Regions from separate parts of the Homo sapiens genome. Here all the other regions are linked to region 5. Evidence: chromatin loops called from intact Hi-C (ENCODE). Cell type or tissue: B cell. All regions are shown on one strand. Each heading gives the region's core, and the rest is flanking DNA. Links, peaks and the distances in the headings are about the cores only. Region 1 has its middle 12 kb from the start of LINC00477. Region 2 has its middle 170 kb from the start of LINC00477. Region 3 overlaps LOC124902897. Region 4 overlaps LOC124902897. Region 5 has its middle 140 kb from the start of SOX5-AS1.

Region 1 (6,327 bases), core at 677-5,676, 240 kb after region 5:
ACCTCCTGGGTTCAAGCGATTCTCGCCTCAGCCTCCTGAGTAGCTGGGATTATAGGCACCTGCCACCATGCCCGGCTATTTTGTATTTTTAGTAGAGATGGGGTTTTCACCACATTGGCCAGGCTGGTCTTGAACTCCTGACCTCAGGTGATCCGCCCACCTCGACCTCCCAAAGTGCTGGGATTGCAGGCATGAGCCACCACGCCTGGCCTGTTTGTTTTGAGACAGGGTCTCACTCTGTCGCCCATGCTGGAGTGCGGTGGCACGATCATGGCTCATTGAAGCCTCGACCTCCCTGGGCTCAGGTGATTCTCCCACCTCACCCTCCCAAGTAGCAGGGACTATGGGCGTATGCCACCACACCTGGTTAATTTTTTGTTTTGTGTTTTTGTAGAGACAGAGTTTCACTGTGTTGCCCAGTCTAGTCTCAAACTTCTGGGCTCAAGTGATCGCCCACCTCAGCCTCCCAAAGTTCTTATTTGCTGTCTCACCATCCTATCTATGTCTTCAGACAACTTTCTTCTCCAATCTGTATCATCTCCTTTCTTCTGTGTAGTCTGCAGGCTCTCACATTCGTCCTTTCCTGTTCAATCACCAAATTGTGTACATTCGCTCATCTTCAGTCACTGGCTTTTTGGTTCACAAATGTCGTTTTTCTTCTATTCTTATTAGTAAGTTTATTCTTGGATGAAAGTTTAGGAATTCATATTCAGTACATTGGAAACTTTGACAAAGCCATAAAAGATACACTACCATCTAGGGCTGCCGGATTTAGTAAAACAAAACAAAACAATGTTAATTTCTGACTTTTAAAAACGAATGATTTTTTAGTATAAGCATGCCCCATCAGTACTTTTGTAGTAAAAATTTATGTCATTTATCTGAAATTCAAATTTAGCTAGGTTTTCTATATTTTATGTGGCAACCCTACCACTACTACATTTGGTCACGTTCTCTGTTAATAAACAAATACTTACCAAATCCACACCGTACACATGAATAGCATAGTAGGCAATGTGAAAGACATCACATGTGTATAAAATCAATGCCTGCCCTCAAAGAATTCATAACGTAGAGGGTTAAGAATTTTTGAAAAAGTAATAAAGAATCAGAAAACAATGCAAAATAGCATATAATTAAATGTTTAACTGGTTCTAATTATAAGTCTAATATAAGTTCAGGTATTAATCTGGGTGGAAGAGCTCAGAAATTGCTCCCAGAGTAGAAGATGTGCTCTGGGTTGAAGGGGCAGAGTCCATGCTCCGAAGTGGGAAAAGAATTGTTCCCAGGTATTCTCCCATGCTTTCTTGCCTCTGACTTTTGATGCTATTCCTTTCTCCAGAAACAATCTTACCTGGACTTTAATGACACATACCTCTTGGGGGAGATCTCCCCTCTTTAAACACTCTATCTCACTTTCAATTTCCATGTTGATCGTACTCTACATTGATGTTCTGGCTAATTTTGGACATATCTCCTCGGGAATTATCTGCTTTTTGACAGAAAATGTTATGTCTGTACCGAGTGAAACTCCACAAACTTTGATGAAATTGAATGAGTTCATGAGTCCCAGACTGTTTCTGAATCTTCAATGATTGTTCTTTCATCTATTGATACACACACCTATCAGCACATGCACACACACACACACACACCCCAACGTGACCACAACTATGACTTTCACCATTAGGCTTCTTATAGGCAGAGATGGACATTTTTCTTCTGTGCATTCATGGCTTCCAATATCTCTGATATATACAGGTGTGCTATTACACTGCAATTATTTGGACACACATTAATTCCTTCCACTGTCCTGGGAACTTGCTGCCCTTTGTAGTCACTGTGTTTTCTCAGTTAAGTGTTGAAAAACAGAGTGGAAAAAAATCTCTCTAGGAGAAAAAAAAAGGATCTTTTTTTACATTTCCACTGTTTGTTGTTATATTAATTAAAGTAAATCATGCACTATAAATAACCATTATAATGTGTATTGAAGATCCTATTTATAGTAAAATAAATTATAGATTACATATAGATGACATGAAATGTGCATGTCATCTATGCATTATTTTTGGTTGCATATAATTTAACTTCCCAGTTATTATAAAACCTTCATTTGAGTTATCACCTCAGTATAATTTATTTTAATGTATATAGTACGAAAATATGTTACTCAGTTTTAAAATAACTGTATTTTTATGGTAATATTCAAGAAAACAATACTTATTTATAGGGTTTGGATCTGTTTGGGATTATTGTTTTGTAAATATTCGTTCTTGTCTATAGCAAAAATTTTTTCATGATGCTGAAAGTCCTTTCTACAAGCCTTTGTTAGCTGTATTTGGAAGATCTCCAGGCAGCACAAATTACTAAGAAACAACACAGGACTTCAAAAGCATGTTTATTTTCACTATAATATGGAATTCACTGTCACACATAGGTATTTTGAGGCCTTAACTCTCACTCATACAATAGGGGGTGTTCCTGTAAAAAGTTGTAATAATTTACCATAATTTTCTTCTTTTGTCTCCAAAGAATTTTTAATAGTATGCCTTCTAGGGGTGGAAAGCAAGAAGAAAAACCTAGTCAGGTACAATTAACTCCTCATGCAATGCAGTGATGCTCCACCAGGGCTGCAGATTAAAGTCGATGCAGAATTTTTAAAAAATTTCCGTGCTGCAACCACTCCAGACCTGCTGAATTCACATTGCTACAGGGGGCCCTCTAGGCATCAATAATTTCAAAAGTTATATGGTGAGTCTGGTACTCACCCATATGAAACCACTACTGCAGCTTTTACTCAAGGGAAATAATCTTTAGGAACCAGAAGTATGTTTTATTTGAGAAAGTAATTAGAATTATGAAAAATATGGTTGATGCAACATACGTGCTTTTTACAAATTATATCTCTTCTTTTCAACAGAACTAATTATTCTGCATTTTGATTAGGCTTCTTCTTATTCATAGAAATAGCTAAACAACTGACCTAATAGCACAGTTAATTATAATCATGAAATTTCATCAATTTGGCTACTGGTTATTTCTAACCAATTATTTTGATTATCTTTTAACAACTAAATAGGATTAGCTATTCTGCAATTCAAACTATTTTTCAGTAGGTTTAAAGAAAAAAACATTCTTGTCTTATTGACTTGGAATTTATTAAAAGAAAAATCATTACCATGATAAACAGTGATAATTATATATTTATATGTAATAAATCAACTCTGCAGTATGTTATTGATCTTCACATATCCCAATCCTTGTACTACTAATCACCTATGTTATATCACATTTCATTTATGTATTTATGATATTTATTATAAACTTCTATAAATCTATTTAATTCTCCCAATATTTCCTAAATATATCTTAAGAAAATAAAAAAGAGATGACCTTCTTCCTTACTGAACGAAACAGACAACAATCCAATTATCAACCCTAATACATTGAAATCAATCACATAAAAAATTGCATAGTATTTTTTGGAATGGTCATGGAAAGCATTACTTTATACAAATTCTCCTCTCACAACTAAAACAAATTTACCCATCTTTACAACCGTGGATTTGGCAAATTTTAGTATCAACAAGAACAACAAATCCTTCTGATCTTTGTGTCACAAATGTTTTCAAAACAACTTTTATGGATGATTTTGGCATCCATTGTATTATATAGTATTTAATTGACCTCATTTCAAAATAAACAAGGTCACTGTGAATTTAAATCATGTCTGGATAATTCCATGGTGTTTTAGGATGGAAGAACATTACCCCCTCTAGTGGATAAAGGCAAAATACATGTCCTTGATGGGTTGAAAAGACAGACTGGGTTTCCTTAAACCATCATCCCCTCTTAAGAGGTTGATGGATTAATTTCCTTACAACATACTTCATTCCAAGCATATTGTTCAGAAAAAGGTGCAATGTCACACATATTTCTTGTATTAAGATGTAAGAATGGTACTTGAAATTGAACACAATGCAATAAGGGAAATGTAATTTGTGCCAGGAGTTCTGTCTCATATTGAAAAGAATGGACTTACAGGACCTCAACCTAAAATGGTTACTTCTAGTGATCAAAGCACCATGCAAGGCATGTTCTTTCTAATCAAGAAAAAGAAAATATACGGAGAAATCAAATTCACATTTCCTCAACTAAGAATGTTTAATTATTAGGTAAACTTGAAATACGGCTTTAAAAATTCAGTTGAATGAGCTAGCCTTTGGACCACAGCATCTTTGTTTATTTAGGAAGTTGTTTAAAGTCCATTATTTATACTTTTCTATAAAAGAAACACATTTGTTTTTAGTTAATAACATAATATATGATATATATGTGTATATGTATCTACACACACACGCACAAATTTGGGAACTGGTTTATTTTCTGGAATTTATCTATCAGCAAATGGTCCATTAAGTTCTGCTCAAATATGAAGATTTAAGGTCATTCAACCCACTGTGATGATTGGCTTTAACTTCAGATAAGTAGAATAAACACATCCCTGCTCAAGTATAAACTAGTTTTGCTTTCCCTATTGTAAATCATCAAAGCCACGTTCTCAAAGCCAGTGTCTGATGAGCGTCTGTCACTATTGCGTCTATTGTGTTTATCACTAGTGAAGTGATGGCATCCTCAGTTACCTCATCACTAATAGACATTGTAAAAATATGCTGTATATGGTTTTGAATTACCCTTGATATTTTCCCCTTCATTAGGCCAACTTTGTTTGACCTATTTAATACACTTAAAAACATTTGCAAAGAGGAAATATCTGTATTTGTACCTACTTATACATACTCTGAGGCAGCCCACATAAGTGAGGCTTATCTCATGTTCTTGGTATCCCTCTTTATTTTCACGTGCATGGCTGTTATCCAATAGGCAAAAAGTTTGGGGGGCAAGATTTTAAGCTCCTTTCATGGAAAAGTAAAATCGTCAGCCAATCACATAAGCTGTATATCAAAATAAATCTGGAAATACTTACAAAGCAATTAATACCTTTATTAACTACCACAAGAGAACATGTTATAATTCACAAAATCATTTACACCTTAGAAGAACTTAAAATGTAGTTGGAGAAAATACTAAGATTGCGTCAACTAGAAGATTTAGTATCAGGAACAAACAGACAAATATATACATTTCTATAGTTGTCAAATAGCAAAGTATTTACAAATTATTGCCTCAGTTTCTTTATCTGTAAAGTGAAAATAAGATCTACTTATGTCACAGAATTTTTGGAAAGTTTTAATAAGACATGTTATTAAAACCAGCAAAGTGTTTGGCATACAACATGAAGTCAATAAATACTGATTTACTTGATCCTCACAAAAACCCTATATGGTTGAGAGGTTAGATATGATAAAACTTAATTTTACAGTAGAAAATCAGACTCAGAGAAGTTTTAAGATCGGTCAGAAGCTACATAAAGCTCAAATTTGTAGCTATGTATGCGTTTGTAAAACCATTATGAGCCATATAGGGAAGGAGAAAAATGAAGAGTGATTTAGAAGTGGTGAGTAAACAATTTTGACTGAAACAGAAGCCTTAAAATGAGTGGCTATACATAAAAAGATGGCAAAATAGACATGGACAATTTTTATTTATTTATTTATTTTTATTTATTATACTTTAAGTTCTGGGATATATATGCAGAACATGTAGGTTTGTTACATAGGTATACATGTGCCATGGTGGTTTGCTGCACCCATCAACCCGTCATCTACATTAGGTATTTCTCCTAATGTTATCCCTCCCCTAGCCTCCACCCCCGCCGACAGGCCCCGGTGTGTGATGTTCACCTCCTTGTGTCCATGTGTTCTCATTGTTCAACCCCCACTTATGAGTGAGAACGTGCCGTGTTCGGATTTCTGTTTCTGTGTTAGTTTGCTGAGAATGATAGTTTCCAGCTTCATCCATGTCCTAGCAAAGGACATGAACTCATCCTTTTTTCATGGCTGCTTAGTATTCCATGGTGTATATGTGCCAGATTTTCTTTATCCAGTCTATCATTGATGGGCATCTGGGTTGGTTCCAAGTCTTTGCTATTGTGTACAGTGCTGCAATAAACATACATGTGTACCATGCTAAGGAGTTAGGATTTTCTCTGAAGCTCAGCAGGGTCAAAGGCCTGTGGCAGCACAAATTGTAATTGAGGTACAAGAAGGGTCTGAAGCTAAGTTTTAGAAGTCTTTACATTGCACCAAAAGTGTGAACAACATGATCAAAATGATACTATAGTGGCAGTTTTCAGAAGGGTTAGGAAGGCAAAAAACACTGACAGCAGGGAAATAAGTTGGTAATATATTAACTTAGAATGAGATG
Region 2 (6,327 bases), core at 514-5,513, 56 kb after region 5:
ATCTCCCATTTATATTCACAGTCAGATACTATAATTAAATAATAGAGTTTCATTTACTTGGGCTCAAATCCATTAATTTTTTTTCTTATTTTTACTCATCTCTTTTCTCTGAAATGTATCCCAGTATTATTATTATCCTTGAGCACACAAATACACAGATCTGTGAATCTATAATGAGATCTTCCTATTTTTTTAGACTAAATTTTGCTTTGGTTAAATGTCTAAATTGCCTCTACTTAGATGCTGCCTAAATATGAACAAACAGTGGATCCCATTGGGGGAAAAAAAATCAGCTTTGAAGAGCTGACCTCCTAGTCAAGTTCATGTATTGTTTATATTCCAGGGAAAAAGTTGGTTCACAGGCTAACTTGGGGTCCTTGGTCTGCTGCCAGCAGAGGGTGAATGTGCTAATACTCTGCATCAAAGTGCAAGTTCAAATGCCCTTCCATTCCAGCCCCGTGTACTGGTCAAAGGATAAAGCATCGTTAAGCATCATGTCCAGAGACAGCCATCTGCCTGCCTCTCACCCAGAGGTGCCACATGTGATGACGGACAGGAAAAGAGAAAGGAAGTGAAGGTGCAAAACACTCCAATAGGGAAGTATCTGAATTAGAAAGAAAAACTAAGCTCGACAGCTGCCACTGAGTCCAACTCTTTAACCAGACAGAACTACCGCATTCTTAGACTGTTGTTTTTAGGAAAAGAGAGGAAGCTTGCAGAATTTGTATTGCCATGTCCAATGCTGTGCTCTCCCCACATGCCTATGAAACTCTCCTGTCAACAGAGCTTTTACCCTTGTCTTTTTCTCCTTTTCAGAATTTCTACTCCAAATCCCCAGCACACTTACAGCAGTGATCTCGGAGGCATTTCTATAGCCAATGCAAATTATATTTCTTTGTTTGCCTCCTAGAGATGAGATGGGAAAGGGAAAGACATGTAAAAGCCCCAAAGTGGCAACTCAAACCAAAACAGAGGATGAAAGCTCATAACATTTTTCACTAGTTCTCTGTGTAAATCCCCCCCTGCTAATTTAGAAAAGGCTTTGTGGTTTTTAATATTAAAAAGTAAAATAGATATATCCCTCTGCTGATGTTCATGAACTAAAGGTAGTTATACTTACTTTGCCAGTTAAAAAACATAGGTGAACACAACAAATCCCTTCAGGATAGACCATAAACTGTAAATAGGAAGAAAGTATATTAATCCATCTTTTGTTGTTAATAGGCCACATTTTTATATAAGAAGACTTGTTCCTCTTTCCAGCCATGGTACCACTGTGGAGTGAATGTAAACTCTGAGATAATTGACATCTAGTTTGAATAAAAGCACATAATATTTTAATGTTTTTTTTATACACATAAAGCCATTATTCCTGATTAGAAGCAAAAACCCTGAAAATACATCAAATTCTATATTCCCCTAAATCCCAAATTAGTCCCCTCAGCTGATAAAGAATGAATGGATAAAGATAGAAAGATCAACATACCAATTTGTGAGTTAGGCTGGTAAACTTTGCTTCATCCTAAAGCTCTTAGCCCAAACTGGAAGTACACAGTAACAGCCAACATTCAAGCCCCCTCTATAAATAAGATGAAATTTCAGGTCCTAATATTACTGTCATAGACAGTCTCAATCCATCTCTGAGTATGAAGTCAAATAAAATACACACGTAGTATTGTTGAGCAATATCCGTAACGTACTTTGTTAGATGAGGTGGAGAAAACAAAGTCATTAAAACTTGCTAATAAAGAAGCTGTGATCTAACTACATCAAAGTTGGAAAAGTCATTAGCAGAGAAAGAAGTAAAATGAGGATGCATTCCAGAATGACAGGAAAGGGGCTTAACAACAAAACACAGGTTGTGCGTCAACACATGAAAAATTACATCGCGTCAAAAATTCAGTAACATCAAGACTTACAGAAAACTTATCCTGGACATTGAAATTCTTGGATCAGAAGGAGAGAAACGGGAAGACTTGGAGCTGCAGTGAGACAGTGGGTGGTCTCTCCTGGGTACTGAAAGGGCAAGAAGAACCTGAAGAACAGGCCCTGCTGGCAGGCCCAAGCAAGAGCGGGGCAGGCCAGGGATTTTTGAAAGAAGCCAGATAACAGGACTTACACATTTTCATCTCAGGAGCTCTAAGAAGCAGGTCTTCTGCATCCACAGCTCGGTCAGTCCTGGTTTATTCTCCCCAGGGTGACCAAATGTCTCTCTACTGAGAGATCTTGGACTAGCCCATGTAACATACCCATGAATCTCCAACTTGTTATATCCAGCCACTTCCTCAGGCAATGGAGGGAGATTTCACTGACTGACCAACCCAGTTTTCCTCTACCAGTATCTCAGCATCAGCAAACTAACATCTGAAATGTCATTGTTGAAGCCACAGGAGCTACGAATGTATTCAAAAGCAAAGACGTGGGTAAGGAAACGTGGTGACTGAAATACAGCCTTAGGAAAGCAAATCCAGTCACTCAACTAATGTAAAAATATGAGCTAATGTTTCAATTCCTGATTTGGTAGAAAAAATGAGATTATATGAGGAACTAGAGGCACCGAGTATTCTCAAGAGGGCTGCTACTGAAAATACACACAATGAGGTCCACACAGTTGAAGTTATTTGTACTTTGAGCGATGATAGTCAAACACAGTTTGAATAACAATATTACAATGTAGCAAAGTTGTTACTAGCAAAACTCTGAAATTAGGCTGAGTAAAATCTCCCTATCTGAGTGATCTTGGGCATGTTCCTTAGTCTCTAAATCCAGGTCTGATCTGTCAATTTGAATTAATGCTAACCAGAATAATTGTCTACTCAGCATCTCATTGAGAAACCATGCTGCTTGACTTTCAGACTTCATGGTTCAGGTGGAGTTGGCCTGTGTTTCCTCCCGCTGCATCGTAGGGGTGACTGCTCAGACCTTGGCTATCAGTGACATGCTCTGGCAAGCCATGTGAGGATCCCCATCACCCCAAACATTGTTGCAACTTTCTCTTTCTCTGTTTCTCATTGGGGTTATTGAGGACCATTCCAATCTGGAACTGCCCATTTGTGTAGAGATTCTTCCTGCTGATCAAGCCAGGTAAGAACGCAAAGCTACGAGACTGGACAGAGTGAGAGACTGATGCCTAGAGACATCCTGTGAGCTTAAAGACTGTTATCCAGTGTTACCACAAGAGTCCATTTCTTGGTTCTCCTATTTTGAGGCAGGTTTTTGTCTAACCTAGCACATGGAGTTTTTGTATGTGTATGTGAGGAAGAAATGAGATAATGCTTATAACGTTATTTGTTACTGCACTGGGCATATAGCAAGTGCTTAATAAATGTGAGCTATTTTTATGTCCAGAAGGAAAGGCTCTTTATACTTCCCTTTCCAAGATGATACCATGAAAGATGGATAATTTTCATGAGACTCAAGGGTCTCTACCTTAAAAAAGATCATAATCTACAACAGACAATGTTAAGAACAGCTCAAAGACATAAAGTAGAATTCCCAAAAGGTGACAGATGACTTAACTGACAAATGAACTGAACAGAATATAATATTTAAATGTCACTAGAAGAAAGACCTTCAGGCAGAGCAGGTCATTGAAGGGCTTCATAGAAGTAATCATTGAGCTGGGTTTTTAGGAGCAGGAATAATCTGGAAGCCTGGAGAAAAGGATAGACAATACTTTAGCCATGGGTCAAGAAAAACATGGTGGTGGTGGTGCTAGAGCCAGGACACTCTCTGACCTGGAACACAGGGTATATGAGAAGAAGCCAGGGAAGAACAGCTGGAACAAAATGTTCAATGCAAATGACATGTTTTAAGGGCAAGTTTAATCATATTTCACAGAAGCTGGTTTTCACTGAGCTCATTTAGAGGTATAAAGGGTTGACACTAGGTACTCATGTAATTCATACTCAGTGAAATTCTAAAAATAATAAAAAATCAGAGGAATTATTTCAAAGATTTTTACAACCAAATCAGACATCTTTGGATGCTTTATATCATATTGCCGTTTTTTTTTTCTTTCCTTTTTCTTACTCCAACTGTCATGGTTCATTATTTACTCACGTGCTACAGCCAAACAAATAAAAATACATTCACAAATGAGCCCTAAGACATAGTGTAATAGATAATATTGTGGTTTTCTCCTCAATATCCCTTTCATTCCTTCCTCAGTATGTAAGAGCTATGCAGTTTGAGGGACTGACTCCAAACCCTGAAGTAGATTCTGCAAAGTTTAAGGCAACCATGGTAATCCCATCCTCCTTGCCAGTGATTGGTTGTAAATCCAGGCCTAAGCCACTCTATAAATAGCATTCACTTGGAAATGAGGTTTGGATCCAGGAATGGGCATACGACACTATGTGGGCCAAGGAAACAGGAATGAGATTTGCTTCTGGAAAACATTGCCTTACTGTTAAAGAGAGCCACTGGAAGAGATGGTCTCTTTCCCAAACTCTGTGGTCATCAGACCTGGAACTGCAGATGCTATCTGCATCCAATTCAAGAATATTGCTGATATACAGAGGAGAACAGAAATTAGGAATTGCAGAGATAAGGAGCTGAAACCATTGGAAAAGGCCAGCCCAATAATCTGCCCCATCTTTAATGTCTGGTTATGTGAAATATTACCTTTATTATTAAACTGGTTTGACTCTTTTTCAAAAAATACCCCAATTTCTTCTAAAAATACCCTGATGACTCAGTACATTTGTGATCTAATAATATATCGTATTTTTCTGCTCTCTGATTTGTCTTAGAGCTCCCAGAAGAAGACTACAAAAACTGGGCATCAGGGCAGGTGAACAGGTATGTATCTGAAAGCACCAGTCCAGGTTGATCCATTTCAGATCAGTAGAACATCATTCTCTGAAAAAATGGAGTAGTTGTCAGAGTTACCTAGATTGGCCCAGAAATTTCTGTCAAAAGAGGATCCTCCAAAATTATAGCACAACAAATGTTGTGTGTTTTTTTCTTTCATGAACACAAAACACTGGATCCCACACCTCCGCTAGAGTCCTCATTCCTCCTACATAGCACCTAGGAGAAGAAAGATTTTTTTTTTTAAGACAAAGTCTTGCTCTGTCACCAAGGCAGTACAGTGAAGTACAGTGGCACCATCTCAGCTCACTGCAACCTCCACCTCCTCGGTTAAGCAACTCTCCTCCCTCAGTTAAGCAACTCCTCCCAAGTAGCTGAGATTACAGGTGCACACCACCATGCCAGGCTAATTTTTTTGTATTTTAGTAGAGACAAGGCTTCACCATGTTTTGCCAGGCTGGTCTCAATCTCCTTACCTCAAGTGATCTGCCTGCCTTGGCCTCCCAATGTGCTGTGATTACAGGTGTGAGCCGCCATGCACAGCCGAGTAGGGGCATTTTATTCCCTAGTCATATTAGTGAAAAGAGTTCCTGAGAGATGAAGTCTAGACTCAAAAGAATTTTCTGAACAGCAAATGTTACAGACTCTAAAACTTTCTGTGTTTCATCACCAGTCATCATTTTGGGGTGCACTCTCTAAGAGTACAATTAACCATTTTAGTCAATTCTGCTATAGATTAGATTAGCTCAAGAAAATGATGCTAGCTATGCTGTGCTAGTGCTTACTCCCTTATTTCTAAAAAATAATTTTAAATGTTTAACCACAGAATGTATACATTTACATAAAGGTAATATCTAGAATGTATATGACAACTTCTAAGGGAGTTACTGTAGAAGATAAACATTGGCAAATGGTGATCAAAATAAAACAATGCATATCCAACTGAAATACCATGCTAAAAAAAAGTGAAACTCTATAGATAAGAGGCTGTAGAGACAGTAACTTGTAGCAAATTTGATCAGCACTTACCAAAAGGGAGCCAAAGATAAACTGTGAAAGAAGACTCTGCTATGGCATTAAGCCAAAGAAATGCTAAGATCAGAAACTGTATAAATGTATACATTATGGTTGATAGCTAAGAGATGATACTTTTCCATGCTTGAGGTGTGGTTCTCTAAAAATATCAGTAAAGCTTCTAACAGGCCTCACATGTACTAACATGATTTTAAATACCTTTATTTTGACAGGAAATTTGATAGTCCAAAATTAATACGTATTAGAGCTGAAAACTTTAAGCACATACAATAGCTCTGTCTATTTAGGCCTATAAATAAAGACAAAACCACTGACAATGAACATACCTAGTAACCAGAAAACAGCGCTTCTTGGAGAAATAGATGGAACAGGCTATGTACAGATGAGCTTAGAACATCTTAACATACCCAGTACACGCGAAGCTATCAAAGATAACTACAGCCATGTGAAAATACTCAAAAGCCAACTTGAAAGGGT
Region 3 (6,327 bases), core at 645-5,644, 420 kb after region 5:
AAAAATGCATCTGAGAAGGAGGGCAAGGGTTGAATAACTACCTATTGGGTACCATGTTTACTATTTGAGCAATGGGCTCATTAGAAGCCCAAATCTCAGCATCACAGAATATACCCATATAACAAACCTGCACATGTACCATCTGAATTTAAATTAAAAATAAAATTTAAAAATAAAAAATTTATATTGCATCTGTACTGAATATATACAGACTTTTCTTGTCCTTACTCCCTTAACAATACGTTATAACCATTATTTACAAAGCATTGCATTCGGTTAGGTATTATAAGTAATAGAGCAATGATGTAAAGTAAACGAGAGGATGTATGTAAGTTATGTGCAAATACTACCACATTTTATGTCAGGGACTTGAACATCTTTGAATGTTGGTATCCAAAGGAGGTTCTGGAACTAATCAACAGATACCAAGCGTATTAGTCCGTTTTCATGCCGCTGATAAAGACACACCCAAGACTGGGTGATTTATAAAGAAAAAGAGGTTTAACTGACTCACAGTTCCACATGGCTGGGGAGGCCTCACAATCATGGCAGAAGACGAAAGGCACGTCTTACATGGTGGCAGGTAAGAGAGAGAATGAGACCCAAGGGAATGGGGAAAAACCCCTTATAAAAACATCAGATCTCATGAGACTGATTCACTATCATGAGAACAGTATGGGGCAAACCAGCTCCATGATTCAATTATCTCCCACTGGGTCCCTCCCACAACACGTGGGAATTATGGGGGCTACAATTCAACATGAGATTTGGGTGAGGACACAGCCAAACCATATCACCGAGGGACAAGTGTACCTGGAACATGCATGGCGCATAGCAGGCATTCAATATGTATTTGTTGAATGAATAGTCTGTGCATATTTAACATAAAGTTAACACAGATTTGCATGCTTTTCACTTAATCTAATTAGTGTGTAAAATTTTCTACCAGATCACATCACAATCTTAATTACGAAAAAGTTTTCCCTTAAATAAAGATACGAAGTGTAAAACTCCCTTTCACGACGTATTGCATAGACTTAGCCATTTATTAACATCTCTCCCCTACGGAAAAGGCAACTCCACTGGCTGCTATCTTAGTTTAAGGATCCAGTCTCCATGTTGAGGAAATATTGCTTGCTTATCGTTCAGATTATTGGTTCACTACAATTTAAGGGCCTAGAAATAGTTAGGAAATAACCTTAAAATAAGCAATTTACTCCTTCCCAAACAGAATCAAATCTGTTATTGAGTTTCTTTTTGGATCAATGAAAGCTGTCATGAGATTATACACTAGTTTTTAACTCCTTCATATAAAATAGAAAATGGTTACTTATGAAATAAACACAAACATTTCTTTTTAAAATGCTTTGTGACTTAATCATTGGACCAGAATTTTCTCTGGATCGATCAAGAATTTTTCTTTACATATCAGAGTTGATGACAGAAATAAGGCTGATTGTATAGAGCTTCAATAGAGGAAAAAATAATTCTCCTTAGAAAAATGAAAAAAATGAGAAAGTAAAACGTTTAAAACAATAAATTACATCTCTGAGTTGGACCTGAAAGGTTACTGTACTGAAGTCTTGTAATTACTTTTTTCAGTTCTACAATCAAAACCTATTAGGGCAATTTTATGTGGTTTTTCTTTTTTCTTCCTTTTTTTTTTTGTTTTGCCTAACATTCTTGAACTGAGTTCAAGTATTAAGTATTTCGCCATATGTCCTGTCAGTCACATATCTAAGACAGAATAAAATAAATGTATTCTCAGACTGTGTTTCACACTCTTCCAAAGTTTTTTTTTTTTTTTTCCCATGGAACTCACAGAGCTTTTAAATCTGGTTATTAGCCCTGATACTTTCTCCCTTTTCATCTTCCAAACCCTAGGCACAATCCCGCTGACCTCTTCTGCAGCTATTTGATTCCCAACACAATATTCAAACACAACTAGGGGCAGCCTTCCTTAATCAGGTCTGTCCCTGCAGAGTTTGGTTTGCTTTGTTTTAACAAGCAGGAGTCTTGATTTTCTACAAAGCTCTGCAAAGGTTGTTACAATCGGCGATTGAAGGAAACCGAAAACTGATTGCCAAAGAACTAATTGACCTATTTTTTGAGTCTTCATTAATTTCATTTTAGCTCAGTCATACGAACATTTAGTCAACATCTGTCTACCTTGCAGGCCTGGTGCCAAGCATTAGACAAATAAGACATGGCCCTGTTTATCGTAGAATAAATGCTACGGCGGAAACAGGTACAGAGTACTCTATAATACCAATGGGGTGTCGCACTGTTAGGCAGGCAGTGTTTTATTTCTATAGATTTTCAGGGTTTCTGTTCTGTTTTCAGTGTCTCTTTTCCTAGGAGTCAGAGAAAACTTTCTAGACAAAATCATGCCTGGGCCAAAATTTCAAAGTAAGTGTAAACTTGGCAAAACTAACTGGAAAGGGCATTCACAAATTCCATTGATTCATTTTTACCAATTTTATTTTTCTAAAAAAATGAAGAGGAGGAAGGTTGAGACCTAGTATCTAAAAGGAGACTGGATTATCTCTAAGTCTTAGTATATCTTGGTTTGTTTACCTTTGCTGAGCTCACTCGGGGTAAGCTGCAGTCCTATATTGAAAATGCTTGATTTATTTTGCTTGCTGTGGTGTAAACATCTTCATTAAAAAAATAGTTGCCCTGGTCTGAATTTTGAAAGTAAAATTAATATATTCTGGATTAAGTGTGAGTGAAATCGCATTTTAACTCAGTTAAAAGACATTCTTTTTAATAATCAGGTTTAAAATTTTGAATGACTATACATAAGATTTTTAAAAGAAGTATTCAGTTTGAATTTTGCTTGCTAATATCAGAAGAAACCCTACTTCTATGGAAAAGAGAACTGTATTCCATTTTCCTTAATCCTTTGTTAGTTTGTCTTCCTTAATGTACCCACTGTGGTTGTTTCTATAACATATGGGATTTTATACATTAAAGCAAAGCTGTGTTTGTAAAAAAGGAAAGAAAGAAAAGAAAAAAGAAAACTGCTGATTTTAAATTCCAGTTTTTATTCTATGTATACTATACTTGGTTATAAAAAAGTTACAGATCATTCAGTTTTGCCCAGATTTTACCCTACAGAAGTCCCTTTATTAAGAAATGAGATTTAATGAAAAGAAAAGTAGGGCTACTGTTTATGTGGCTGCAAATATCACTGGGGAAATATTTCATGTTTACATTTTGCTAAACTATTTATAGTGAGGACACATACTACAGTAAGGCCCTCTTTTCCCCATATAATGGATATCTTTGTGCCTTAATTCTACACACTTGCACAGTTTACATTTTTACCCAGTCTGCCCACATTTCATGCCACATTACTTTGTCCTCCAAAGCCTAGCTATATTGGAGCAACATCTTCTGGCAGAACAGAGACACTGAAAATCCAGAGAAATAAAACCCTGCCTGCCTAACAGTGTCTTAGATCGTTAGCAGGGAACACAGACCAAATTTAGCTATTTAACAAATCTCTCATTGATGATTATTGGGGTTTTTTCTTACCCTCACTATTGATCTTTGAAAGCTCTCAATTTTAAGCAACTGAGTTTCTTTCCCTGAATTAATGGTTAACACCTATTGCTGTGTTTTATCTATATTTTAACTATTTAGCATGGTGTATGAGTACACCATGTATGAATCTTCTAAAACAGTTCTTGCCTGAAGTATAGAATCAATGAGTGAACTTTGGAGTCCCTCTGGTGGTCATTTGAGTCAGTTTTAAATGAAACTGATCTCTTATAAGCCCTTAGATACCAGCCTCATCCATTGGCCATCTTATCTCTGCACCCCTACCCCCTCCCACCCTACTTCACTTTTACCACTCATCACACATAATTCCTCACGCTGCTCCTATGAAGCGCACAAATACAACGTAAATAATTTCTATAAATTTCTAATATTTGCTTGTGGAAACATTTTGCCCACAACATTGGATTTACAATAAAATGCTCTCCTGTTTTATGACGCTGCTGAAAATTAAAACTGTTGCCAGTTCCCTGATTCTTCAATAGGAAATCACAGCTTTGGTTTCTCCTTTCCTTAAGTAGATTTTACAAATTAATTGTAATTTTTAAAGCATATCTTTCTTCATGTGTGTGTGGCCCTTAATGACTTGTATTTCTTTTTAGTCACATGATTTAGTCTCTTTGAACATTAATTTCACTAAATTAAGAGCCCAAGTAGAAAACAGTTGTGCTCAGAATAAACAGTGATTTGGGGTAGTCACTGTGCAAATATATTGTCTTTCCCGTGATTCCTTCTTTTTACCTGTAGAGGAGCGATGTCTTCCTGGACTGGCCCTTGAGTGGTGGAGGAGGCTTTCAGGAAAAGTCTTGAACTGTGCTTAGAAGAGATTAAGAAGTCACTTACCTAGACGGAAGTGAGATGTCTTCTTGACATTATGTTTCGTCCCCTTGATAGTCCTGTCATTATCTATATTTCTAGTCTGTGGTCTTAGAATTTCAGAGCATTAAATGTTCAGTTCCCATGAGTTTGTGGTTTTTCTGAGTGGGTATGTATTTGCGTGCCTTCACTTTCAGTTGAAAGATATTCATCCTTCAGGGCTGTGTTTGCTTTTATTCAGAAAATAAGTATATTTAATGTACTGTTTTTGAAAAAGGAATGAAAACAGTGATTGAGCTGATATTGAGATCATCAAGTGTTTCTAAATCTCTCCAAACACATTGCTCCCTACATGCCCAGAAGGCACCATCTTTTCCTCTTAATATAATGGGTTTGCTTGAGTATCAAAATGCTGCATTATACAACACGAATCATCACACTGAAGATATCAATCACTTGTTTTATTAAATTAGAGTAAGAGAATTTAGTACAGAACAGAGGCAAAAAAAAAAAATTATTGCTGGGCATGGTGGCTCACACCTGTAATCACAGAGCTTTTGGAGGCTGAGGCAGGAGGATCTCTTGAGGCCAGGTGTTCATCACAGGCCCAGGCAATATAGTGAAACCCTGTCTCTACAAAAAAAAAAAAAAAAAAAATTAAATTAACCCATTATGTTGGTATACACCTCAGCTACTCAGGAGGCTGAGGCTGGAAGATGACTTGAGCCCAGGAGTTTGGGGTTTCAGTGAGCTATGATTGATTGCACCTCTGTACTCCAGCCTGGGTGACAGAGCAAGACCCTGTCTCTAAATAATCATCATAATACCACAGCACAGATCATGCTTTTAAGAGTTATAACAACCAAATATAAAAATCTACATATACACATGTTTTATACTATTCAAAAAATAGTCAAATAGATATAACCTTGTCCACTAGGAACAAAACACAAAGTTGCATTTGTTGAAAGTCGACATTAATTAAAGAAAACATATAATGAATAATTTGCAAGAAAAAAAGAATGTCATCTTTTGCTGCTTAAGTGTTGCACCGCACAACAGATGAAAAAACAAACAACAGCAGCATTACTTCTATTGCAGACATTTTTTTCCCTGTAGTTTCTGACCTCCAATTCACTTTCATACTCTGTGCTGCTTCGGGGCATTCAGTGTTTTGAAGGAGAGTTGATGTTTATATTTTAACATTTTTAAGAGAGGTAAATGATTCAATGTAGCAAAGAGAAAATAGGTTTCATTGTTCTTTGGGTTTTAAATAAGTAGTTACTGTTAAGTTATAGCAAGCAAATCTCCAACATCTTGCATTCATCACTATTCTGATGCAGTTTTTCAGAATCTGTAACAATGTGATTTATAGACTCATGAATAAATGTTTCAACTGTTGTCATATGGTCTTAATTATGTTAAATTAGAGGATCTGGCTGACAACACTAGAAACATGGATGCCTAGCACCATCTATTGTTCATGAACAAAACAACTGTATGGTAAATAAAGGGGAAAGTCCTTCCCCAGGTAGGACTTTCAGAGAGGGTTTGCATTAGTTTTCTACTGCTGCTGTAACGAAGTATCACGAACTTAAACAATGCAAATGTATTATCTTTGGGTTCTCAATATTGCTTATAGGTTAGAAGTCTGCAATGGGTCTCACTGCGCTAAAATTAAGGTGTCAGCAGGGCACTTAGGGGAGAATCTGTTTCCTTGCCATTTTTAGTCTACGGAAGACACAGCTTTGAGAGGCCACCAATATTCCTTGGCTTATAGCCATCTTCCTTCATCTTCAAAGCCAGCCATATTGCATCTCTTGAACCATTCATCCATAGTCACATTGCCCACTGATTCTAACCTCAGCTGGGAATGTTTCTCTGCTCTTAAGGAGAAGATTCAGGTGATTAGGTTGAGTCCATCCATACAACCTATCCAGGTTAATC
Region 4 (6,327 bases), core at 740-5,739, 370 kb after region 5:
AAAATATCCTCTGATCTTCATACACTTGGTTTTCAACAGCCCAACACTTAGGAGAATGATGATAATTAGGTTACAGGTCAGCTAGTAGGGAAGTCACAAAGGCAGAGGGATTTCCCTTCAAGACCTCAAAACACTTTCTTCTGGCTTCTGGGGAGGAGAGCAAAGAAGACAAGTGGATCCTGAAGAAATAATGGCTAATCCCAGGAGTGAGAACATGAACCCAGTTAGGGAATTAGCATTCATTTGTATGTGACGAAGCATGGCCTTGCAAGGATTCCCTTGGCCCTAGCATGCCAGGAAACAGCAAGTTCCTGCTCCCAAAGTTGTCAAAGTACTAGCAGGGGGCCCACAGGCCTGGAGGTGCCCTGTGGACAGAGGGTTGACAGTTTCCCTGTGTCAGTCTGTGTGGAGCAGACCCCACCTCACCTAACATCTCGGCCTTAATTACAACTATCAAGTGCCACAACCTCAGTGAAGGAAGGGTTCCAATAATAGTCCTGGAACTAAGTTTCCTCACATGCCAGTGGAATGATATCTGAAAATAGAAATTAAGTTGAATTTTAGAAGAATGAATGGTAGTTTGCACACCTGAAGTGGGAGCCTGAAATTTAAATCCACCGTATTGCCTTAAAAAAACAAAACCCGAAAACTAAGAACCATAACTGCAGCAGCAGATGTATACATTCATTTAGCCCCTAAGTAGTTAACATTTAAAGTGTCAGATTAAGTTTTCTCCAAAACAATCAAGGGATATTTTCCCATCCCCTTATCTGACCCCCACTAAAGGTTTAAAGCCTAGAAAAAGAAGCCGTCAGATAGAATCACTTGAGCTCTTCCTCTGACGAAACCTCTCATAAAAGAGACTTATGCTATCCATTGTAGAGATCTCAGATATCTAAAATTTAGTGCATTGCCAGGTAGACACTGCATCCGGGGCCTTATCACAAAAGCAGAACTGATATCTAGAAAATACAGAATGCTCAAAACTTTTACTATCTGTCTGTTTATGCATCCTGAAGTCAAAATTTTGTAATCCCAATGAGAAGGAATATAAATTTTTTTTGGAGAGGAAAACAGATTCGAGTAAGTTAATATTATCCTGCACATATATTGTCTGTTCATTGTATTTTATGATTTACCTAAATTTTTTTCCCTCAAAATTAATCTGGTGAAATCACTGCTTTTCCCCCCAAGTGGATATAAAATAGGGTTGTGCATACAGGACTATTATATGTTCGTCCTATTTACAGCCTCATTTTTCTTCTTACTTCCCACACAACCACATCTTTGGCTTTCATGCCTCTATGGCTTTGCTCAACCAGGAGCACCTTTGTCCACTGGGTGTGGGGTAGATTTCTCTTCCTCAGCTAAATCCTCTTTCACTTTCCTCAAGGAGCCCCTCAGTCTCCTTTGCTCCCATCTCATTTTATGTAGGACTCTGGGGTAGCACACATTAAATGAGTGCTGTGGTCTGAATGTTTGTACCCACCTCATAACTCATATGCCAAAATTCCAACCCCTAAAGTGATGGTATTCAGAGATGGGGCCCTTGGGAGGTGATTAGGCCGTGAGGGCAGAGCCTTCGTAAGTGAAATTAGTGCCTTATAAAAGAGACCCCAGAGAGACTCTCATCCCTTCCACCATGTGAGGACACAGTGAGAAGGTACAGTCTGTGACCCAGAAAGGGGGCCCTCACCAGAGAGAGACTCTACCTTGATCTTGGACTTCCCAGCCTCTACAACTATGAGAAATCCATTTCTGTTGTTTATAAGCCACCCATTTGATGGCATTTTGTTTTAGCAACCCCAACAGAGTACGCGACAGTGACCCAGTCCCACTGGGAGCCTTTGTACTTAGTGTCTCTGCTGCCTAGAGTGTTCTTCCCTCCAGACAACCACACAGTTCACTTCTGTACCTTCTTCAGGTCGTTTTGCAGAGAGAGACAGAGACCTTATCTCATGACCCAAAATAAAAATATAGCCAACCTAATCCTCTCCTGGCCCAAGAGGCTTCTCTCCTCTCTCTGCTTTATGTTTTCTCCTTAGCATGTATCGTTATTGAACATACTATAGAGTTCACTCATTTTATGTGTTTATTTTATTTATCTAGATTATTGTCTGTCTACTCTAGTGTAAGATTTTTGGCCATTTTATTTATTATTTACCTTCTTATAACACCTGAAACACAGTAAACTCAATAAATATTTGTTGAATGAATGAATGAATGGGTGAGTGATGATTCTGCTCTTGCAATTACATGCTTATTCCCTTATCCATGTTCTACTCATCCTTATGTTTTCTTCAGCCCTTGGCACAGTGCTGGGTACAGAGAGAGGGTCCACAAATGTTTACTGAGTAAAGGACTGAAGTGAATTCACCGTGCCTTTTTTATAATTGAGATAGGATGGAGATTTCACCCTAATTTATGACATATTTTTATAATACCGTAAAATAACAGTACTTCCTGAGCAAAAGAGGCAGAGCTTTTTCACCAGCAAGTGGAAAGATATAAAGTATCCATAAATTGTTCTGGTAAAAAATGAGTATTTTAATACCTTTTTTTCAGTAAGACAACTCATGAAATTCCACAGCAAATATTTATTGAGTATCTAGTGTTTATTAGGCAGTTTATAATCACTAGGCTTCATACACAGTCAAATAATTTAAAGTCAGCTCCAAAGTGGACTGAAACAATAGAAGATGTAGAAGAGTTTTACTTTAATATTTCTTTAAAAAATATATTTCTGTCTAGAAATTCCAGTACTGTCCATTGGCTGCAAGTGAAGAAAAATAAAACCATAAAGTGAAATTCAAAACTTTAATAAAAGAGCAGAATCTAAAATATAGTAGCAGATAAAGCAGAAATAATAAATGAAACTGGATTGAACAAGAAGGCCATGCCACCTTGTGGGTACTGGGAGTATTTTACCATCCTCAATATCTCTCTACAGAAAGAGTGACCAATTACAGATTAAGAAACTGGGGAAACTTTCACTACCTTTTTCATGGTAAATAAAATACATAGTATTTACTTTTTGATGCTGTAGCCATTGGAAGCAGTTTTTTATCAAAATGCAATACATCTTAAGCCACTTTGATGAAAGAAATAGTCTGCAGGTGATGAGGTTGTAATGTTTTAAATAAAAAATAATCTTTTTAAATGAACTTGAACATCTATTTAAAGATGTGGTCATGTACTCTTTCCTTTTCATTTTTCTGAACAGAAGAGGTACATTGTTAATGAAAGAAAGTGTTTTAATAACAAAATCAACAACACATATACTCCTATGTAATGTCCTAAGGAATAATCGGAAATTTTAATGCCTGTGTAAACTTGTACCAATCCATAGTTTAAAATTTAGTTACAGATATTACGTAATGAGTAACATGATTTTTCCGAAAAATTAAAACTACTAACCATGAGGGTACAAAATGTCTCTGTTGCTTATAGATAAATCTATTATTCTTTTAAAATGAGAATTTGGAAAAAAAATTTTGCAGGTTAACAAGAATATGAAGCAACATAAGGTTTTCTAGAAGGCAAAAAATACAATTAATTGGCCGGGCACAGTGGCTCACGCCTGTAATCCCAGCACTTTGGGAGGCCGAGGCGGGCGGATCACGGGTCAGGAGATCGAGACCATCCTGGCTAACTCGGTGAAACCCCGTCTCCACTAAAAATACAAAAAATCAGTCGGGCACGGTGGCGGGTGCCTGTAGTCCCAGCTACTCGGGAGGCTGAGGCAGGACAATCACTTGAACTCAGGAGGCGGAGCTTGCAGTGAGCCGAGATCGCACCACTGCACTCCAGGCTGGGTGACAGAGTGAGACTATGTCTAAAAAAAAAAAAAAGAATACAATTAATTTTTCTTATAAGAAGACTTGTCGCTGATCTCAAATTAGAATCTTAGAATCATAAACTTTAAAACTGGAAAGTACCTTACATGGGGCAGGAGGACCAATGACTCATTCTAATGAATCCCTAGGCAGCTAAATTATTTCAACTGAGAAATTACCGGAAATCAACAAAAAAACTTCCTTATTGACAAAATACAATAAATAACAAAAACAGAGTTACTAGTATAATTGAATGCTAACTGGAAAGGGTCTTAGAGATCATTGAACCCAGGGTTTCCAAAAGATATCTGTGATACTCTATTCTTAAGAGATATTAAGGTATGTCACCAGACAAAAAAAATTTTGGAAAATACTGTACTAAAGTCAGGCATAGTGGCTCACACCTGTAATCCCAGCACTTTTGGAGGCAGAGGCAGGAAGATCGCTTGAGCTCAGGAGTTTGACACCAGCCTGAGCAACACAGCAACACAGGTGAGACCATGTCCCTACAAAAACAAGAAAAGAAAAGGGAAAAGAAAAGAAAGTTAAACCATGTGTCCAACTGCAGAACATTTCACAGATATCAATATGTCAGTGTACATTTGAACAGCATAGTATGCAGTAATTCTCAATTTATTTTATCACAAAATTACTTTTACTTTTGCAGACAACTTCACAGGTCTGAAGTACAAATTTGGGGAACTCTGAGCTAAACCAATTTCTTATTTTATAAAGAAGGGATTGACACCATGTTGGTATGTGACTTGCCCAACCCAACAAAACTGAATAATAGCAGAGGCAGGACTGGGGGTCAGTTTTCCTTAAAGTCAGGGATTTGTTCTTTGCATCATGTCATACTGCATCATTCTTTCCAAATTGTCATAATTCAAAACTACTGCTCTAAAAAGTAAATGTGTTTTTAAAAAAGTTCACTACAAATGTTTTTTCACAATTTTATGTTGTGTTTTATACAACCATTACCATCAAAGGACCAACATCCCCAACTCAGCCCCACCCCTAAAGCTGACACTTCCCAAATGACATCTTTGTGGTTTCCTCAAAGTGAGACCACCAGATAAGAATAGCAATACAAATTAGTTTGATTAACTATAGTGTTTCTGCCTCTTTGGGGTTCAAACCCAGATGTGTAGTCAAATTGGTTGGCTTCACAATGTTCATTTTGAGAAAGTGTTTTTGACTATAAATGAAGTGATTCAAATATTTAGAGAGAAATTTTCATGCTTACTCAGTGATGTGAAAAACCATGACATTTACCAAAAATAGGCACTCATATGTCTACCTCTGACTTTCATGTGGAGGAGTGGGTAGAAGGAGAAGATATGGGGTCTAGGGTTGAGTGCAATGAAGGTGTGTTGTCCTCAGGGTCACGGAATGAAGGTGTAAGTGAACTCAGTAACATATCTACAGTTCCTTAGCCATTGGGACATTGGCTTGGAAGCCCAAGGCTAGTCTGCAGATGGCTCCAGAATGTATTCTCCAGCCTCCTGGAATCCTGTTCTGGTGCAGATATGCATTAGGTTCTACTTAATAAAGCAATCTTGATTGTTTTAGGAGATGGACAGTCACATTGCTGTCTAGCAAACAAGGCATGCTGAACTTGACAAATTATTTTAAAAAGAAATGATACAGAACTCTGAGAACAAGAAACTATGACCTCAATTTAAGAGCTAGGAATACCCATTTTTCAGGATAGACTCCCATCCACTGATGCAATTTGTCCCTCTGAGGCATCTGTACTTCCTCCTCTTGTTCTCTGTATGCTCAAACGAAGGGAATTTAAGATTATGTTGGCAACACTACTGGAGCTGTTTTGTTTTTTTTTTTTTAAGCTAAATAAAAAGAAAATTTAAGACTCTCATTTGAACAACCTGGGTCCTAAAACCCTGCTGTTGAAAAATAGGTGGTGGTTTTGTTTTATTTTAAACTGTTTGCAATTGTCATCTTAATAGAATGCATTAACTAGACAATTGCTTGGCTTTCAAAGTACATTTTTCAAGCCCCTGTCAACTCAACTTTTTATAAAAAGAATGCAACAAAAAAATAGAAAAGAGAAATACTGAATATTAAATCTTTCTTCAACCCACTGTCTGATTCTCTTAAGGTCTCTGCTGATATTTTTAGGATTTTAGCACATATAAAATTTCATGGCTGTTTTAATATACATACAGGCTTGAAACAGATGAAAGCTTCCATCTGAATGATATAGATTCCCACTCCCACACGCAGTACTCAGACAAAACACATGAAACTAAGTTTAACTACTCCAGAGGAAAAAAAAAAGCTAATTCAATCCTGCCAGGATTTGAAGCTGAGATTCTAAGGATTTTAGGCTTTGCAAATCTGTTCTTTAGCTTTTTAACACACTCCCCTCTGTCAGAAGCTCTCACATGGAATCACATCTCAGGACTTGTCTGTGTTTATATAGTGAGTCTTCATTATTCAACATGGCTGCAATCCTAGAGGTCATGAT
Region 5 (6,327 bases), core at 457-5,456:
ACTCCATTTCTACTAAAACACAAAATCTTAGCTGGGCGTGGTGGCGTGGGCCTGTAATCCCAGCTACTCTGGAGGGTGACAAGAGAATTGCTTGAACCTGGGAGGCGGAGGTTGCAGTGAGGGTAGATTGTGCGACTGCACTCCAGCCTGGGTGACAGAGCGAGACTCCATCTCAAAAAAAAAAAAAAGAAAGAAGAAAAAAGAAAGCCTATTGAAATTGTATGCCTCAGTTTAGCCAAAACACCAAACAAATTTTCTATATTTTAAGACTTACATACTTTATTACAATCCCTTGTTTTGGGTTACCTACCTCCTTTGTCTGCCTATAAAATCCATGCCTTGTCTACTTTGTTCATTACCATATTTTCAAGACTGGCACAGTGTGTGGCACGTAACGGGCATCCAATAAATATTTGTTGAATGGATGAGTGAACTATTTTGTGATAATAAGAAGCAACTGAATCTGATTCTCTACAGGATGGTTTTCTGAGTTTCTTACTATCTTATTGAAAATCACCAATAAAACAGATGGGAGGTTTGTGTAAAAATGTGGGACACCTCAATAATTATAGATACTACATTTAATTAGCAAAATTGCTAAAACATAGCCAGGATCGAATGACTATTTTTATATAAAATTGAGGATTTCCTTTTACCAATAAGAAGCCTTCTTTGCAATCCAATAATCATTAGTGATTACAGTATTAATCACAAAGGTGATGCACAGGAAAATTCTCTGAAGTGTTCCTTTCTCCTCTTTGTTTTGTATCTTTCCCAAGAAATAATACTTAACTGCCAAAAAAAATTGTCCTTTCGGCGCCAATGGTCCCAGCTACTCGGGAGGCTGAGGCAGAAGAATGGTGTGAACCCAAGAGGTGGAGCTTGCAGTGAGCCAAGATCGCGCCACTGCACTCCAGCCTGGGCAACAGAGCGAGACTCCATCTCAAAAAAAAAAAAAATTGTCCTTTCACTGTCTTCCAAGAATGGTAATTTAGTTGTTGCTAATAAACATTATCAATAAAAGTGGAAGGTTACTACAGCAAGGATTACAAAGCAATAAATGGCAAGCATAGGTCATTAATCAAATCCACTTGAAGAACAGTTAAACCAGATAAAGTTAATTACCTTTACATTCAACTATTTGCTATCTAAATCATTTTGCTTCGTCAAACATTATCTAAAATAATATTTGCTACTATTTATTAAGCATTTATTTATAGACACTCTGGATAGTATTACATACATGCTTCTTCACTAAAGTCTCACGTTTACCTTAGAAAGGAGGTATATATCTATCCCCACTTCTCAGATAAAGAAAGTGAGGCATCAAAATTGTATCCTGGAAATTGAGGAATCCAAGTCCACCATGCTTTGAACCCCAGAAACATTTCTACTCCAACTATTCCATGCTTATCAGTACATAATGCAGTGACTACGTTTGCTTTGGCTTGAAATTCTCATATATTTCAAAAGGAAATTCTTCTTGGTAGTAGGGACAACTTTAAATTGAGCTTTTTCAAGTCAGTATAATGTGCAAAATACAAACTTAGTTACCTGAGTTGAAAACTATATCACATTATCCCATGAAAGAAGTCTTAAGCGATCTGATTCAAAATATCATTTTGATTATGGTGCAGAGGATTACTCATGAAGTTAAGGCTGGGTGAGGGCCTTGATGCTCCGGTCTTGCCGTTATCTGATGGATGAGTTAGGACACACACCACAGGATAATTTTGACTAATTTATCTACAGGCATCTTGCTCTTGCTTTCTCCCACTGTTCTCTCAAATGTCTTGGCAACATAATACCTTTTGAAATGTTTACAAGGGGCACTAAAGAAAATGGGCATGGAGGAAGAAGTTGTTCTTCTTGCTCCCCCTTAGCCATACTTTTGGGAAGAGATCTGAATAATTCAGACTCCAAAAACTGTACTCTTTCTATTGCAACATATTGCATTCCAATAATTTCTGCTGGTTTTAAGAAGTCAACAGAAACCCTGCTTTTGCATGCTCTCGTGCTCTTTTCTAAATTTAATTAATACATATTTTATCAAGGGATAAGGAAGAAGGCTAAGATTTTTTGTCATCAGCTTCTAAGACATCCAAATGATTCTAGACATACCCTACCTACTCTTGACCTGCAAAGACATTTGAATAGCCTTGAAAACAAAAAAGCTGTCTCTTTTCACCACACTTACATCATTCCCCAATTCTGGATTTAAAAATAGAATCTTCACTCACAACAACTAGATTTTTAGCTTATAATATGGGGAATAAAGGTCATAGGGAGAAAATGAAGAGGATTAGTGGAATTGTATAGAGAAAGAAAAGGAAGAAAAGAAAAAGGATGGCAGGGACGGAGGGAAGGGAGAAGCTGAATAAAATAAGGGAAGGAGACAGAATCTTTTTGTTATCCACAGCCTTTGGTAAAGTTACTTAGAAGTTTGCTTTAAAACAAAATTGCCTCTTTCAGTACTCAGTGATATTTTATTTCTGTGTAACTTCCTCCTCAAATAGGTTAATTACAGAGGCAATTAGTCTAGCTACACACAGGATGTCACTATTCCCTTATATAAATAGAACCAGCACACATGTTTCAGGCAGAGAAAAATATCTGTAAAGACCAAATTTCAAAATGTTATGGAATTCTGTGCAGTGAGATGCACTTTTGCCCAGTTTGGGTGAAATTTCGTGTTTTCATCATTCTTATTTGATGAATAGTCCTTATGTTTTATTATTCTCATGGAAATTCTTTATGTCAACTAGGAAAATCAGCTCAAATTATCATAAAAAGTCCAAAAAGTAGAGGGATCATGGCACTAGGTAACTGAACAGGAGTAAGGCCTTGTTAGCAAGGCAAATAGATAGGAAAAGGAGAGCTAGAACTAAAAAAGCTAATCTTATTATTAGTTTAAGCAAATATTCTGACCTATGCAGCCTCGAGGTTTTTTGTCTGAGTACTTCATTTTACATATTGAAAGTGTGGAAATTAGTAACTACTGTAGTTCTGAGATCTTAGTGGTTCATAGCGCAAGAGGCTTTTAAAGTGAGCTGTTCTAAAAACTGGATATATGTATCCCTGGGTCGCAAGATCCAGACTGAGTGATACACATGGAATTCACAGGAAAACTTGTTAAATCACTAATAATGGCATCCATTTTCGCCTGAAACCCCTAACTACTGATTATTGTTTATACATTTATCAAAACCAAAATGATAAAGTGCTCTTCAAAAGAATAAATTGCTATATCTAGTACTAAATACATATTCATAGAGGGCACTCCGTCCTTCTTGATGGTAGCTACCCAGGATGACAAAATTGAAAGACGCTGATGACACACTAAACATCTATGGTTCATTAACTCGCTTGTTTACTGTGGTTACAGTGAAAGCAAGGTCTTAGGTCAGCTCCTCGTATCGACCAGCACATTCCTTTCTCTTCTGTGGCCATAGAATATTCCATGCAGTTTTGACTGGCTCTCTCAAAAAAAAGTTTGCCATTGGTCACACCATGGCCTGAGAGAGGAAATTACATGACCATTACAACAACAAAAACAATGCAGATCCCATTTCTTGCTCAGTGATGGCCCCAGTGCATTCTTCTCATACATGAAACACTGCATGTTGCTTATAAATCAACCTAGAAAAATGTATGCTCGAGCCCTGAGATTACTCTGCCTGGGTGTGAATCCCGCCCCACCTCTTACTAGCTATTGAACCATGGCAAGTTATTCAATTTCTCTGTCTCCATTTCCTCAGCTGAAAAAGTGGGTATAATAATACTACCTGTTTCATGGGGTACTGTAGGAGGCTTAAATTATATAATACAAGCAAAGCCCAAGAACAATTCCTGGCACAAAGAAAGTCCTCAGTAAATGACAGGTACTCTAAGTATTCTGCACTGAAACAAACAGTGAACCAACAGTGATGAGGCTTTTTCAGGTTTTGTGTGTGTGTGTGTGTGTGTGCGCATGTGTGTGTGCGCATGCACGTGCGCACACGCACATGTGCATAAATATACAGGTCTTGCATTTAAATTTAAACCCCTATAAGAAAAAGTGGAATTTTAAACGATGGTTAAAATTGACAGGACAAACTGAGCCCTGTAAAGACCTCCATCAGCACTAGAATCTCCCCATAGTCTAGCCTGTCTGGTACAGCAGTCTCTCTGGGATTTCAGTTCAGGCTTACCTGAGTGTACAGCAGCAACAAGGTAGAATAGGCTTTCTTCTTCTACTCCAAGAGTCCAGAGCTACGCTGATGACACAGGGATGGGCAGAGACTGGAGTGATCTCCCTTCCAGAAGATGAACAGTGCCACTGAGAACCTAAATAACTGTTTTATAAGAGATCATTGGCTTTACTGCTTCTGTGTGACCTTTCTGTCCTATTTCCTCTAGAGGGTTTGATGGTGGGTGGGTAAGTCAACTATGCAGCTAAGTCAGCTAGGCAAATAAGTGTTTTGACTACAGTGCCTACAAATATAGAGATATGTGCATATGTATATTCTTTCCCATGCATGCACCAGGATAGCTCCAGAGTATGACAATTAAAAGTACGTTACAGAAGTCATAAGGGGCACATTTGGATATTTCCTTCAATATCACAGCCAAAAAAATAATGTTTGTTATTACAAGTCACACATACAGAGTGCTGAATTCAGTCCCATCATCTTTTCACTTGGGGATTTCCTGCTAAGATTTAGTCCTTTTGTGCAAGACAGTAACCTCTAGGTTTTAAAATTACTGGTCTTGTATTTTCAGTCACCGTAACAGCCTATTTGGACTGACTTCACGGGTAACCAGATCAATTGTGTAGACATTAATACTTAAGAGGGCGTGGGGAGAGGGAATCAACTGGAACACTCAGCCTATAAAATGGACGATAAAATCACTATCAGAATAGACACTATAAACAAAATAGAATTCTTCACAGCCCAGTTCTCCCTTACACAAATTAGTGCATAGTACAACTCAAATCAGCCCTGATGACAGGACTCTGTGATCAGGTAAGGAGTCGACACCAGGAAACTAATATTAACCTGGCTGGTCAGTTATAGGCGTGCTACCCTTTCCCCTCTAACTCAATACTTTAGATGAGTTTGATATTTAATAATTAGCTAGATATTTTATTCAGGGATTTTTCTCTCAAATTCTATAGGATCTCAGAAAGAAAATCACAGTGGGCTAAGAAACCACAGTGAAAAAAAAAAAAAAAAAAGGAGGGCTATTAGCATAACAGCATTATACATATAATAAAGTGTCTTGATCCACCAGTAGAATTAAGTGATTTGCAAGACCCAATTCCTCAAATTCATCATTCACAGATACGTAAAAACATGTAATCAAATATTATTCCTATTACACACTATATAAAAATATATGAAATATTTATTGATATTAAAACATTTATAATTATAGAGCTACTAACTTTATCCTTACTGTTATTTAAATAATGAAAATTCACCTGTGAAATAACATCTACTAAATTTTGATAAGTTGGTTTTACTCATGCTTTTTTCCTGTTTGCGCTGCTTTTTCCCCTTTTCTCTCTCACCAGACTCTTGGTTTTACTGAGCAAAAAAAAATTAGTAATAATTTAGATTCATTTTTTGGCTACATATATTTAATAGTTTCGCCTTCCCCTCTGTCTCTTCTTTCTGCCATCACTTCTGGAACACAGCCAGAAGCCATGCTGGAGCGGTGCCAGCATGCCCTGTTCTTTTGCAATTTGATTGCCTCTGTATACATCTCAGTTAGGCTTACCTAAGTCACCATTTACAATATTGAGTAGAAAGAGCAGGTTGAAATAGTCAGCATTTATAAGCCCACTGGTTACATGATACAAAATATATAGCCAAGTGTAGAATTTATAGCAATAACATTTATGTATCATGTTACTCCTAGGACAATCTAATTTATAAAGTGCCTATTGTGTATACATAAGGAATAATCATAAATCATTTACATTAAACAGTGTCAACTGTTTAACCCAACTTTCCCCCTAAATTCTACAGACTGAGATTAATGAGGATTTTTAAAGGAAGCACATGAAAAAAAAAAAAAGTCTGATTCATCTTAGGTGAACAACATACCCATATATAGGAGCAGGTGTCTGTAGTATGATTTAGAATACCTATGGAACATCTCTGGAAAATATTAACTTCCTCTGAAGTAGAGAAATGTCCATGAAGGTGAGGTGGGAATGTGGCAAGAGCCCAAATCTGTCACCAACCTCAAGCTTTCTTTTATTTCCTTCCCAGGAAAGAATGGATTTAAAACAAACAAACAGAAAACCTTCAGGCCCTATTGGATCAGTTGTCTGACATG

Evidence for each region. A loop is a pair of places that touch in the nucleus more often than their neighbours do. Peaks named below come from ENCODE experiments on the same cell type or tissue, not always from the same donor. Only the 100,000 strongest peaks of a DNase experiment are listed, where the experiment ranks them.
Region 1: a loop joins it to region 5, with 5 times the contacts of the local background. A loop is called at or near these places in 11 of 110 quality-filtered maps.
Region 2: a loop joins it to region 5, with 4 times the contacts of the local background. A loop is called at or near these places in 2 of 110 quality-filtered maps.
Region 3: a loop joins it to region 5, with 17 times the contacts of the local background. A loop is called at or near these places in 6 of 110 quality-filtered maps.
Region 4: it touches region 5 in a loop (9-fold over the local background); 6 of 110 quality-filtered maps call a loop at or near these places.

The regions. Positions count from the first base shown.
Region 1 is chr12:24,593,213-24,599,539 of GRCh38, forward strand. No RefSeq gene overlaps it. Among named protein-coding and RNA genes, the nearest start is that of LINC00477, 12 kb to the left of the region's middle. In B cell, for the core only: CTCF peaks have their summits at 2,583, 3,763 and 3,971; a DNase peak (open chromatin) is centred at 3,879.
Region 2 is chr12:24,414,080-24,420,406 of GRCh38, forward strand. It overlaps a transcript of SOX5 not described here. Among named protein-coding and RNA genes, the nearest start is that of LINC00477, 170 kb to the right of the region's middle. In B cell, for the core only: no CTCF peak of the experiment used is centred there; DNase peaks (open chromatin) are centred at 572 and 2,542; H3K4me3 peaks cover 1,877 bases; H3K27ac peaks cover 2,301 bases.
Region 3 is chr12:24,775,369-24,781,695 of GRCh38, forward strand. LOC124902897 reads left to right here. Exons shown (of 5, transcript XR_007063242.1): 5 at 1-184. Among named protein-coding and RNA genes, the nearest start is that of BCAT1-AS1, 41 kb to the right of the region's middle. In B cell, for the core only: CTCF peaks have their summits at 3,704 (motif pointing left) and 3,904; a DNase peak (open chromatin) is centred at 3,733.
Region 4 is chr12:24,725,664-24,731,990 of GRCh38, forward strand. The region is part of intron 1 of LOC124902897; the gene reads left to right. Among named protein-coding and RNA genes, the nearest start is that of BCAT1-AS1, 91 kb to the right of the region's middle. In B cell, for the core only: CTCF peaks have their summits at 2,899 (motif pointing left) and 3,099; DNase peaks (open chromatin) are centred at 2,928 and 4,938; H3K4me3 peaks cover 469 bases.
Region 5 is chr12:24,357,667-24,363,993 of GRCh38, forward strand. It overlaps a transcript of SOX5 not described here. Among named protein-coding and RNA genes, the nearest start is that of SOX5-AS1, 140 kb to the left of the region's middle. In B cell, for the core only: a CTCF peak has its summit at 2,582; DNase peaks (open chromatin) are centred at 2,645, 3,365, 4,055 and 4,175; H3K4me3 peaks cover 1,774 bases; H3K27ac peaks cover 1,583 bases.